3 separate regions of the Homo sapiens genome follow, and regions 2 and 3 are each linked to region 1. The links are chromatin contacts, found by Hi-C or POLR2A ChIA-PET in ENCODE. All regions are on one chromosome and are shown on one strand. Each heading gives the region's core, a stretch centred on a gene start or an enhancer-like site at or near the end of the contact. The rest is flanking DNA. Distances are from core to core; before and after follow the strand shown.

The links. A loop is a pair of places that touch in the nucleus more often than their neighbours do. ChIA-PET counts read pairs that join two places held with the same protein, here RNA polymerase II (POLR2A). Pooled maps may share reads with other maps.
Region 2: a pooled map shows a loop between it and region 1 (3-fold over the local background). The contact joins the enhancer-like site here to the promoter of CKS1B in region 1. A Hi-C loop is called at or near these places in 6 of 50 pooled maps. POLR2A ChIA-PET finds 5 or more read pairs at or near these places in 4 of 52 experiments (A673, K562, Panc1 and 1 more).
Region 3: a loop to region 1 is called in a pooled map, with 2.8 times the contacts of the local background. The contact joins the enhancer-like site here to the promoter of CKS1B in region 1. A Hi-C loop is called at or near these places in 1 of 50 pooled maps. POLR2A ChIA-PET finds 5 or more read pairs at or near these places in 4 of 52 experiments (Caco-2, GM12878, activated CD4-positive, alpha-beta T cell and 1 more).

The regions. Positions count from the first base shown.
Region 1 is chr1:154,972,647-154,976,367 of GRCh38, forward strand. CKS1B (CDC28 protein kinase regulatory subunit 1B) reads left to right here and starts at 2,035. Exons shown (of 3, transcript NM_001826.3): 1 at 2,035-2,158. The coding sequence starts at 2,100. MIR4258 (microRNA 4258) reads left to right here and starts at 3,047; the gene lies at 3,047-3,137. It also overlaps a transcript of SHC1 not described here. RefSeq lists enhancers at 1,531-1,680, 2,131-2,280, 2,381-2,440 and a silencer at 1,771-1,860.
Region 2 is chr1:154,806,637-154,810,364 of GRCh38, forward strand. All of the region lies in intron 2 of KCNN3 (potassium calcium-activated channel subfamily N member 3), which reads right to left. Among named protein-coding and RNA genes, the nearest start is that of KCNN3, 62 kb to the right of the region's middle. Within about 2 kb of position 1,900, at least 7 of the 41 ENCODE cell types and tissues checked have a DNase peak (open chromatin) inside an H3K27ac peak, as active enhancers do.
Region 3 is chr1:154,746,857-154,751,049 of GRCh38, forward strand. All of the region lies in intron 3 of KCNN3 (potassium calcium-activated channel subfamily N member 3), which reads right to left. Among named protein-coding and RNA genes, the nearest start is that of KCNN3, 120 kb to the right of the region's middle. RefSeq lists enhancers at 1,437-1,646, 2,542-3,045 and a silencer at 2,295-2,344. Within about 2 kb of position 1,300, at least 12 of the 41 ENCODE cell types and tissues checked have a DNase peak (open chromatin) inside an H3K27ac peak, as active enhancers do; they include GM12878, where a contact is called at or near this core.

The DNA of each region.
Region 1 (3,721 bases), core at 785-3,284:
AGACGTATGACTCTTGAAATTTACATAGGGAGAAAGGAGATTGCCTACTGGAAGTCCAGGTGATTGGGTGTAGGGGAAAAGCTGTGTGTGGCTTCGCAGCCCAACTGGGAGGAGGGGACAGGGGCGGGAAGTGGCAGGAAATGGCGAAAGCCTCAGGAATGTTTCCAGCAGGGAAGGCTGGGCAAACGGGGCCAGGAGGAATGCCCAGACAAGAACTCTGGTTAGGGGGAGGGGAAGAGACAGAGAAGTAGCGACTGAACTGTCCCTTAAAAAAAAAAAAATCAAACAACAAAAAGAGCACTATTATCTACCCCCACTCCAAACTACCGTTCTTCTGGTAGTAGAAAACTTTTGCTCATGTCACACCCACATGCCACACACCAACAAATCCATGGTCTTATCCACTTATGTCTAGGAAGGCCTAGAGCTACTTCTGGGATGAGGTTGGTCCTGGGAAGGGAAAGCCAGGAAGTGAGGCTGGGAGTCTGAGGGCAAGTCTCTCTCTCCCTCTCGTGCCAAACCCCACGTTCAGCCCTTTCAAATAGTTCTACCCTTGGAGGAGGTTAAGAAAGAGGAAAACGGGGACGGGCGCAGTGGCTAACGCCTGTAATCCTAACACTTAAGGAGGCTGATAAGGGTGGAGCACCTGAGGTCAGGAGTTCGAGGCTAGCCTAGCCAACATGGGGAAACCCCGTCTCTACTAAAAATACAAAAATTAGCCGGGCGTGGTGGTGGGCGCCTGTAATCCCAGCTACTCAGGAGGCTGAGGCAGGAGAATCACTTGAACTCAGGAGGCGGAGGTTGCAGTGAGCCGAGATCGCACCATTGCACTCCAGCCTGGACGATAAGAGCGAAACTCCGTCTTAAAAAAAAAAAAAAAAAAAAAAAAGATAGAAAGGAAAACGGAAAACGGCTGCCTTTAATCTCACTCCTTACAGCCAGAGATGGGAACTTTGACTTCCCACCTGGGGGAGCACGAGAGTGCTCGGAAAACTGATCCCAAGGCCCAAAAAGAGAAAGGACAGGAAAATATAAGCAGGTGGAGTTTCAGGGATTGACGACAAGGCTTTTCAGCTGATGACCCAGGTCCCACAAAGATAAAGCTCCTAAGGGGGCGTGGTCCCCTAAGGACGCGAACTTCAGACTTCTGGGCGGGGAGGCTTTCTGGACAGTCAGACGTGGATTACGGAGGGGGCGTGGCTTCGGAGGGGCGGAGCTTCAACAAATTCGAATCGTTCTTTGAAGAGCAGGGTTTTGCCCTTTTGGGAGATAGGCCTTTTGACAGGAGTTAGCCGAGGATCGTTGCTAGGAGGCGGAGTTTCGGAGAATGGAAGGAGTAACGAAGGGTTTCTCGTAGTAGGGCTTGGAACGTGTCGGGGGGTGGGGACTTCCAGAAAAACTGGGCGACAGGGTGGGGTCGGAGACAAAAAATAAAAATCAAGTCGGGGTTCGGGGGAGCCCCCTGAAGTTGGGAGGTGGGACTTCCGGGGAGAGGGGTCTCAGGGGCGGGACTTATAAATGAAGACCGGAAGTGGGGTCCCGGGAGAGGGGTTCCGGGGTGAAAGAGTGAGTCACCTAAGGAGAAAAAAGTCAAGACTCACCAGGGCCTCATGGAGTCTCCGCACCGCACCGCGGGCCGATTTGGTGCCGGATCACGCCACTGCCAGCTTAGGTTACCGCTCCAACTTTCTCCCCGGGCCCTGCCTCCCTGGAGAAACTTTATTACACTCACTTCCGGCCTCACTAACCCCTGACCCTCTACCTCAGGGTCCCTCCTTCACGCTTCCCACTTTCCCGAGTTAGCCAATGGCAGCGCGAGATCGCGCACAAAGGCAGTGGTGGCCAATAAGACGCCTACTTTTGACCCACGCTCGTTCTTGAGAAGCGTGAGAACTGCCCTCCAATAAGGATCCGAAGAGAAGTAAATCTAAGCCAATCGGAGGCTTGAAAGTAGAGGTGTCCCGCCTCGAGCCAAACGGACCAATAGGAAGTGCGGGCGGCGTGTTTGAAAGCGAGGCCAAAGTGGGTGGGAGCGCGTGCTGTTGGGAGTTGCTTGGAGGTTGGCGGCGCGGGGCTGAAGGCTAGCAAACCGAGCGATCATGTCGCACAAACAAATTTACTATTCGGACAAATACGACGACGAGGAGTTTGAGTATCGGTTAGTGCTGGCGCGGGAGCAATAGCGAGGGTCGTGAGCTTTGGCCGCTGAGGGCACAAGGAATTAGTAACAGGAACTGAGGCGATAGAATTGGCGCATGCGTACGAGGTGCGAACGGGCAATGGTGTGATATTGTGGAAGGCGTAAGGCGCATGCGCGGAGGTGGGAGGCGCTCGTAAAACAAAGTGGTTGCGAATTTGGAGTCGCCTCTCAGTAGAGAGGAGAGAGGGGTGGGCGTGGTTAGGGTACTGACCACCCTCACCCATGAGGCTTTCTGGATCATTCTCTGAACTTTATCGGGCAAACTTAACTTGCCTTGTAGAGACTGTTTCACAGTAATCTTGTCGAATCCAGTGGGAGAACGTAGCAAAAGCGGAGCTGGAAGTTTCCTGGCGTCCCTAACAGGAGAGTAGCGCTGAGAGAGTTGAATATTGCTTATTAACTCGTGAAAAAGACAAGGGGCGTGGTTGTCTGGCTTGTGTAAGGAAGGGGATCGCTTGGGACTGCAATGGAATAAAACTGGCTAGGAGCATTGAGAAAATACTTAATATGGGTCTAATAGATGCCCTTTAAATATCAAAGGGAACAGTTACGGAATACTTAACAGGTTTCAGGTGTTCTGCTAAAGTGCAAGGATAACACATGGTCTCTGCTGTTCACAAATTTAAAAATCTGTGGGTGGTACCGACAGACACCAGAAAGGTGACACACGCTATGCAAGGAGCCATTACAGGGTGTGATGGGAGCACACAAGACTTGCTAAGGAGAGGGAACTGGCGACCCGAAGGCTGCGGCTTCCTAGCTGTGAGCGGGGGTTGAGGTGGGGCTAGAAAGTCAGTCCCCTACTTTTGCTAACTCCAGGACGCTCCCCCATCCCACGCTTCGAGAACGCCCCCCGCCCCGCCACCGCCTTGGAGGCTGACCTCTTACTTTCGGTCGGTCTTCTTCCCTGGGCTTGGTTTGGGGGCGGGGGAGTGTCCTAAGGGCCAATTCAGCGTGATGTCTCTTTCACCACCATTGAAAACGAAACCAGTAGTAAACTACGCGTGTTTTCATTTATATGTCGGAGATAAAAACACAGGGACAGAAAGAGGGGAACAACAGACATTGGGGCCTGCTTGAGGGAGGAGGGTGGGAGGAGGTAGAGGTTCAGGAAAAAAAAAAACTGTCGGGTACTATGCTTAGTACCTGGGTGATGAAATAACCTGTACACCGAACCCCCGAGTCAGGATTTTACCTATATAACAAACCTGCACATGTACCCTTGAACATGAAACTTAAAATACTGAGAGGAAAAACGGAAGAGGGAATGTTGGGGAAAGCTTCCTAGAGGGCAGAGCCTGAGATGAGACTCTAAGAAAAAGGTATGTGGGAGGAAGCACCTCTTGACTGAAATTGTTTAGAAGACACTGGATAGCCATCTGCCAAGGATGGTGATGATGGAATCCTGGCACTGGATGTGGCATTCGGGCTTGATAAATTTTAAGTGCATAATCTAGATTGGGAATAAGGGAAGACACAGGATTCCACAAATGTTGGCATTATGCTAATCTGTATTAATTG
Region 2 (3,728 bases), core at 650-3,149, 170 kb before region 1:
ATCCTGAGAGCATGAGAACACAGCCAGTACAGACTATTAATCTGCATTTCCTCCTTGAGATGTGCCAGCCATAAAAAATGTAGCAGCTTCAAAAACTACAAACTAGAAAGGGGCCTAAAGGAAATTTGGTGCCCAATGAATAAATCTTATGTCAGCTCAGGATTGTTGTAATTGCAGTTCTGTATAATGTTCATAAGGCTTGGGTTTCCTGCGGTCCCTGAAATCGACCAGGGAGGTGAGGAAGGAAGCAGCCATTCCCCACCAGGGTGCCCAAGGACTCCCACCAAATTAGAATGTGGTCCCAGCCCCGGGAACTAAATTTATCCTGAAAGGACATTTGGATCAGAATGTTCTCTGCTACAAGAGATCCTGTCCCTCATTGTCCTCCTCTTTCTCTTCTTCCAGAGCCAGGCAGTATTGGCTGTAAAACTCAGCCCTGTCAATTCAGCTTGAAAACCACACATACACATGCAGTCAACCCGCAGCAACAGACACCACATGTTTAGATTTGAAAGATGGGAAAGACTGAGGCAAGCAGGAAAGGAGAGGCCGAGGACATACAGAGAAGGTGAAACAAGGTGGTTTTGGTGAAGCTGAGCGCAGGGTCAAAGAGGAACTGAGAAGAGGAAAAAATGTCCCCTGGTGGCTGTGGACAACTCGAGCCCGTAACCCAACAGCAGCTGGGGCAAGTCATTCCCTCTACAGCGCCAGCTGCTCCTTCCCAAGCCACGCAGCTCCTCCTACCTGCCCCCGCACTTCAACCTTTTGAGCCCACTTAACACTCAGAAGCCCCCCGCACAAAGTCGGCTTTGGGTGATGTCACTGCTGCTGCGGGTGACAGCCAGGCCCTGGGGATAGAAGCCTGCTCTGGGATGGTGGCGGTTTCCAGCCACCCCACCAAACCTGCAAGGTTGAATTCTGCAGGCAAAGGAAGGATGTAAACTCCCTGCCTGGGGGAGAAGCTAAGTCCCCGAGGCTGCTGGAGAAGAGTGTATTTTTAGGCATAGGCTTGATTTGTGAACAATAAGGGAAGAGCAAAATTGTAAAATCCTAAGGTTCTTGTGAAGTCTGATCAGTGTCGCTCCTGCTAAACATCCAAAAAGATCCGACAGAGCAAGACAAACTCGGGCTGCCCTCAAGCCCTGGCTCCTGGTTGGGTGGTGTTCAGTCAGTGAGATCAGAACCTCAGCGTTTTGGGGTGGGAGGGGTGTTTTTCCATTCCTCTGACTCTTAAACAAGAGTGTACCAGGTGGCTCTCATCTTTAATCCTAACAATCTCCCAAGGAGGGAGATTCATCCACCATTCCTCTAGCCCAACCCTGTACTCTAAGGTCAGAGCAGGTCCCAGTGATTGAGGGGGGTTCAACCTGTACCATAATCTACACCCGTCTCCCATCCCCATTCTTACCTCTCAGTCTTTGATACAGACTATTGACATTCTCTCCATCTTACATAAAATGCTTTGCAGGTGCAACCTGAAGACAAATTCCCTGGCTTCCCTCTCCCGCCATCAGATCGCCATCCCCCAACCCCTTCTCATAGATAGAATGGGGCTACTACCATTTTAGACCTGGGTGCCTCATCGCTCCAGCTGCTGCTCACCAGGATCTGGCTCCAGCCCTTCTTTCTATTCTCACCTTTCAACATTCCCTTTACGATCAGCTGCATGCCTCCCATTCCGCAGAGCCCTGAGCTTCTGCATTCTTCACAGCTGCTGGAGCTGGTCCCTTCCCCTAGAGGACCCTCGACCCACCTGCACCTGCTAGAACTGACCCCATGACCATCTCAGATGCCCTGCACAGCAGCGTCCTCATTCCCATCTAGGTGGAACTGTGCGCCGTGCCCTCCACACCCTTGTCCTCAGCACCAGCAGCCAAGGCGTGTGTGTCTGCGTGCTTATCTCTCCATTAGATCACAAGCCTGTTTAGGGCAGGGACCTTGCTGTCCCCACGGTGCCTGGCTCAGAACAGCCCTTCAATAGCTCTGTGCTGAATGAATTAATCACCTTTTGTCCAGTCCTCAGGGGAGAGAATAGTTGCTATTTCTAACAGCAGCAGGAAGACAAATATCGCCCTGCCCACTCCCCCGCCTCCCATTCCACACATACACACCCACTGGTGGCAATTTCTCTTTGCTCTCAAATCGATATGGTTTCTAGCACATTCTAGCAAGAAGCACCATAAAGAGCTGATAGGGACCTTGGAGAGCCCTTAGCTTCCTCCCCAGATGCACAAGTGAGGGATCTGAGGGCAGTGAGGGGCAGGGTCTGCTGGCGATCACACAGCAGGCAGGTGTCGGGCGGCTCCCGCAGAGCCGCCTCGTGGCTCTGAGTTCAGAGGCGGTGGCTGCTCTGCGCCCACTGGATGGCTCCGCCGTGTCTGGTTACTGATCTCTGGTTTGTGGCTGTGCCTGATGTAGTCACAGGTCAGTGGTCATAGCCAGGCCCAGCTGCTGTGGCTGAGCAGTGTCTCTGAGAACGTCCAGCCACGGTGGCCATGCCTCAGCACTCTCCTGTGACACAACGTGATCTCACCGAGTGACCAGGTGTACGGCTTCACCCGTCCATTTCACAGACTCAACACTCAGCCCCAGCAGCCAAGCCCCAGCACCAGCAGCCACGCTTTCATTTCACAGACTGTGAGTAACACGAGACCGGGTCCAGTCTGTAGTTCACAGCTCTGTCCCATACCAGGCACCGTGCCCCTCACAGAGCATGGCTCAATAAACACGTGTTCTATGAATGCAGAGCAGGCTTATTTGGGGGCTGGGGTGGGAGGGCACATAAAACTACAACCTCACAGGAGGCCACAAAACTTTTAAGATGAAAAAGATTTGCAAATCCTTGAAGTTTCTTCTTTACTTCTCCTGTCTTTAGTCCAACCAAAGAAAGTTTACCTCCCAGATTTGACTTCTGGTTCGACATTTGTATCAATGGTTTAGATGAAGCTATTATACTCAGGCTCATCACATGTGGGAGGGCAGGAAGCTGGGAGGCCCCCAAATACATGTTGCTGAGTGAGATGCTAAAAGGCCTGGACAGACTAGAATGAAGGGCTGAAACAGCTGCAGGGAAACGTAACAGAAGAAAATGAAAGGTACAGTTCTCACCTAAAAAGCCAACGGTATTAGGAAGGATGGGAGATTGAGGGGGCAGAGGGTGGGGAGCTGCTTAGCAGCTCATGAGAAGACAGAGGGGTTTTAGTAAATATTCAATTCAATATAAACTAACAGGCTACCATGAAAGCTAAAAGTCACTGGCTGTCTTTGGCTGCAGTAACAAAGTGAGAAAGCAGGTCGGTGCCTTCTGTACTGACCTGATCCCAGTGGTGTGTAAGGGTCAGTGTGTCACCAGATCCCTGGGCTGCTGTGGACCAAGCAGATCCTGTTCAGAGTAGCAAGATCAGGGTGGAAACAGGATTATTGACATGATTATGGCAGGGAAGTGGGGGCATTTAATCTAGGGAAGTCCTGGGTCCAGCTTAGGGGAGTTTGGGTGGAAGGCTGCTGGCACCTTACCATAGGAACGGGCAGAAGGAGGGGAGAATATGGGCGGGGAAACAGGAAGAGCTGCTGAAGCCTGACTCACCCAGGCCACTGGCAGCCCAAGGCACAGTGTCTAAGGGAAAGACCAGACTCAGCCCAGGCAGATGATGGCTTGGGGTTAGAGGCAGGTCTGATCCTGAGGGCCTGGGGACTATCAGGGACACTGTGACTCCAGGCGAGCAGAA
Region 3 (4,193 bases), core at 50-2,549, 230 kb before region 1:
CAAATGTCACCAGGCAGAATCCTGTGCTGTAAAGTGGGGAGGGTAACATCTGGAGTAGGTGCATGGGTCCCCCCAACGTGGGACATCTCTGGAGGGGTGGCAGGTAAACTAAGCTCAACCGATCCCCAACTCTGCTCATTACCTGCCCTCTCCCTGCTGCCCAGGTCCCCTGCAACCCCGGCCCTCTTCCTCCTGCACCTCCTATTCGTGGGCAGTCCCACCAGCTATCCAGCCAGCCACACTAGGACACCAGACACTGTTCCTGAGCTTCCTCCCCATCACTCCACATCCAGTGAGTCAGTCCGGTGGAGGTTGGCTCCTCTAGCTCTCTCAAAACTGCCCTTGCTCTTCATCCCAGCCACCACTGTACCCAGGGGTGGTGGGGGCAGCATTCTGTTACTACAGCAGCCTCCCCAGCTGGTGTCCCGTCTTCCCCTCAAATCCCCCTTCCACACTGCAGCCAGGGAAATCTTTCTGAAACTCCAGACCCTCCCCTGCTCCCAATCTACCAGTGGCTCCCCCTCTCCTAGGTGTGGGAAGAGGAGAGGGGACGTTCTCAGCCTCTGCACAGCGACACACTGGGGCAGACAAACAGTCTCTCTGGGGCTAATAGTAGTTGAAGGATTGACATTTGTGAACGATTTATTTTTTTTGTTATGGCAGTTTCAAGGCTATCCTGTGATAATATCACTCTCGCTATCTGGTACTCTGATTTGCTTTCTTCAGTGGAAAGGAAGGGCCGGGACTCCAGCTAGCCTGATGGAAATGATTTATAACCTGGGGCACACCCACAGCAGAAGTCGGCTGTCTGAATATCATCTCTCCTGCATCGCTGGAATCAAAGAAACAAGTACATAAATAAGGTTGGAAACTGTTGGCTGATAGAAGAGTCATTCCAAAATCCTTAGGCTGGTGAAAAAGGCCCGTGCCTGCTCCTGTAGCGTTGAGTGCACTGCCGCATCTTATGACACCCCAGCAAGCAACTGCTTATTCTCTCCTCCAATCCATGCTCCCCCACCTCCGAGCTTCCCTCATGCTGGCCCCTCTGCCCGGAGGCCCCTTAGGCCTAGGAAATCACCTCCTCCGGAAAGCCGTCCCGGATCAAGTGCCCTCTGTGGAGCCCCTTCTTCCCCATTCTCCCTCACTTCTCACCACCGGCTCTTGGCCATCTCCACCCCCAGCACCAGCCTCCATTGGTTGGTTGGTTTGTCGGTCGGCAGGTGCTGAGAAAGCTGGTCAGAGCTACTGAAGGAAGCTGTGAATGAACAAGGACTTAGGGGAAAGTGACGTTTAAACCTGGTCTCATCTCACTCCCTGCTGTGGGCCTCTGCTTTCTGTTTAAAGCCATTCTGGGTCTCTGCTTGCTCTCACAGCTGCTGTCTGTCTGTGGTTTTCATTGAGCTCCACCCGCCCGGGGCCCTCAGTCTGCCGCCCGCGCCTGCAAGCTTTCTCTCTCCTGGTTGAGCCTTTCCCGACATCTGCCATCAGTCACAGAGCGTGACTTGGAAGCAAAGGGGCTTCACAGTTCATCGTTTTTTATATACAGAGAGAAGAACAACAGTAGTTGGGATTCTTGCAAAATACTTCCTCAAAGATCTTAGAGATGATCTACTTCTCATTTCATTTTATTTCTGGGGCTATCTCTGTGTGGTAGGTAAGACTGGATGCTAATCTTATTTGAAGAGATAACAATAATCACTATCATTTCTCAAGTGCCAATCACGTGCCATGTGGGCCAAAGCTTTATGCGCATTACTGAATTTAATCCTCAAAAAACAAGACTCATAACTGTCACTTCCTATTTTACTGAATTGGAAAATTAGACCAGGTGCAGTGGCTCATGCCTGTAATCCAAGCACTTTGGGAGGCTGAGACAGAAGGATCCCTTGAGCCCAGGATTTCAAGACCAGACTGGGCAACATAGTGAGATGCTGTCTCTACAAAAAATGAATAAAATTAGCAGGGCATGGTGGTACGTGTCTATAGTCCCAGCTATTCTGGAGGCTGAGGTGGGAGGATCACTTGATTAATTACTAGATTAGGAAACTTGCACAAAATAAAACATCAATTGAGTGGCAGGGCCCGAGTGTGTGCTTGGACTTGCCTGCATCCACAGCCCTGTCTTTGACCATATTGCACCTTGGAGGAGCCCTGTCTTTGACCATATTACACCTTGGAGGAGGTGGAGACCTAAAAAGGGAGGTGAGATGAGTGGAGAGACTGGTGGGGATTCTCTCTCTCTCAGGTATCTCATCCTGGATCTGTGTTATAATGAGCCATGCTTCCCAGGAGAGTAAGACAGAGCCAGGGCTGCCCTGTTCAGCAGCATAGGTTGCGCACTGTGCAACTCCAAGGAGTGCCAGTCACGAAGACTTCAATGTGAATGGCACCCCCTGGAGGGAAGTGCTGCATAGGCAGTGCTCCTGGCAAGAGCCCTAAAGAAAAGACGGGTGTCTTGCTCTTCTCAGTTATGCTTTCCAAAGATAATTAAAGGCAGGCAGCTCCCCAGGCAAGCAAATGTTGTGGAAGGCACACAAAGCTGCAGCCTCACCTAGGCAGGGTTAGTGTGGGAAGGACGTGGGAATCACCCTGTGACCAAGAACAAAGAGGAACAGCACAGAACAAGTACCCTGGGAAGGAATTTTCTTGTTTTTGTTTCCCAGAGCAGTGGGGTTCCCAGGGCAGGACGTGGGAGCTCTGGTTGGGCGTCTTTCCCTGCCACAGAGAAGACAGGGTGCCAAGGAGGAGCCTGGGACGTCAGGGCGAGTGGGAAGAATTCTGACTCAGCAGAGGTTGCAAAGTAGCCCCCAGGGAATCAGAGAGAGAGGAAGATAGAGAAAGAGAGGGACAGGGATGGAGACAGAGACAATGGCTGGAAGGGGAGGAGTCTGAGGGCAAGGGCACCTGGGTGAGGGTCTGGCCTGAGCATGAGGGGCCTGAGGACAGGGATATGCACAATAATGCCCTGACCCGGGGTCCCCACGGCCGTGGGGCTTGGGGAGACTACGGGATGCTCCCGGACCACAAGCAGCCTGCCCAGGGAGTGCAGCTGTCCCTGACCTCTCGCCTCTTTCCATAGGCCTGGGCTACGCAGAAAGGCACATTTCCCTGCTTTCTGGGAGTGGGCTCTGGCCAAGTGAAGCGTCACGAAGTCTGGGATGGGAGTAGTTTCTCAGGGGCTGGTCCGGCCCCAACTGCCCACAGCCAAGTCACCTGAGCCTTGGTTTACATGATTAACTGAAAATTCTGGTACACGTCAGGAATAAAGCTAATTCCGAAGGTCAACACTATATGGAGAAAGGAATGGAGACAGCCAGTCGCACACACTTTTCCCTCAGAAGGGCCTTTCTTGCTGGAGAAGCTTCTAAAGCCTCGAAGCTGGTGCACCCCAAGCTCTGGAGAGCAGCGGCTGGAAGGGAAGGCTCCAGGCCTGGTGCTCAGGCCAAGGGCCTCCTGCACCCCTCCTCACCCATTTCCTCGGCCCCAGGAGCAGAATGAAAGAGATATGAAGAGACAGATTGCCTTCAGCAATCCTTTTCTCTGCCTCTTGAACTGAGAGATTCTTACTTAAGGAAAGGAAGGAGCAGGATAAAGAGATGACCCATCTGGAGATGCCTTCTCACCTGTGGGGTCTGAAGGGAATAGAGCAAAACCCCCTTCGCATCAACTCTCACAGCTCTGGGCCTCCCTCTCTTCATCTGGGAAGGGTGGGGGGCTGGGTCCATGTGCATTAGGGCCCCTTCCAGCTCTAAGGAGCTGTAATTCTCAGAGAATGTTTTCTTACCCGTTTCCCACACTAGATGGAGAGCTGGTTAGGTAGGGGAGTGGGCAGCTGCAGCCCTGATCCTTGATAAGGGTCTTAAGAGACCATCTTTGAAGACACAGATGCCCAGGAGGCTTGCCCTAAATCAGCCTCATGGTGACAAGTGTCGTGGCTGTGCTCGGGGTCTCTGCATACAGTGGGATTCTCCTGGGGAGCATCAGCTCAGAGGCCCAGGACCCCCTCAGCTTCTGAGCTTTCCTGGGGCGGTGAGAGCAGCCCTGGACACGTGGCTGAAGGCCTGGGCAGCAGGGGCCTGCCTGCTGTGTCAGCTTTACCATCAGAGTCACTGAGTCTTGGGGCTCCCTCTAGCCCAGTTCACCTCATTCTTTTTAGATAAGCAAATGGAGGCCAGAAAGCGGAGAACTGGGCA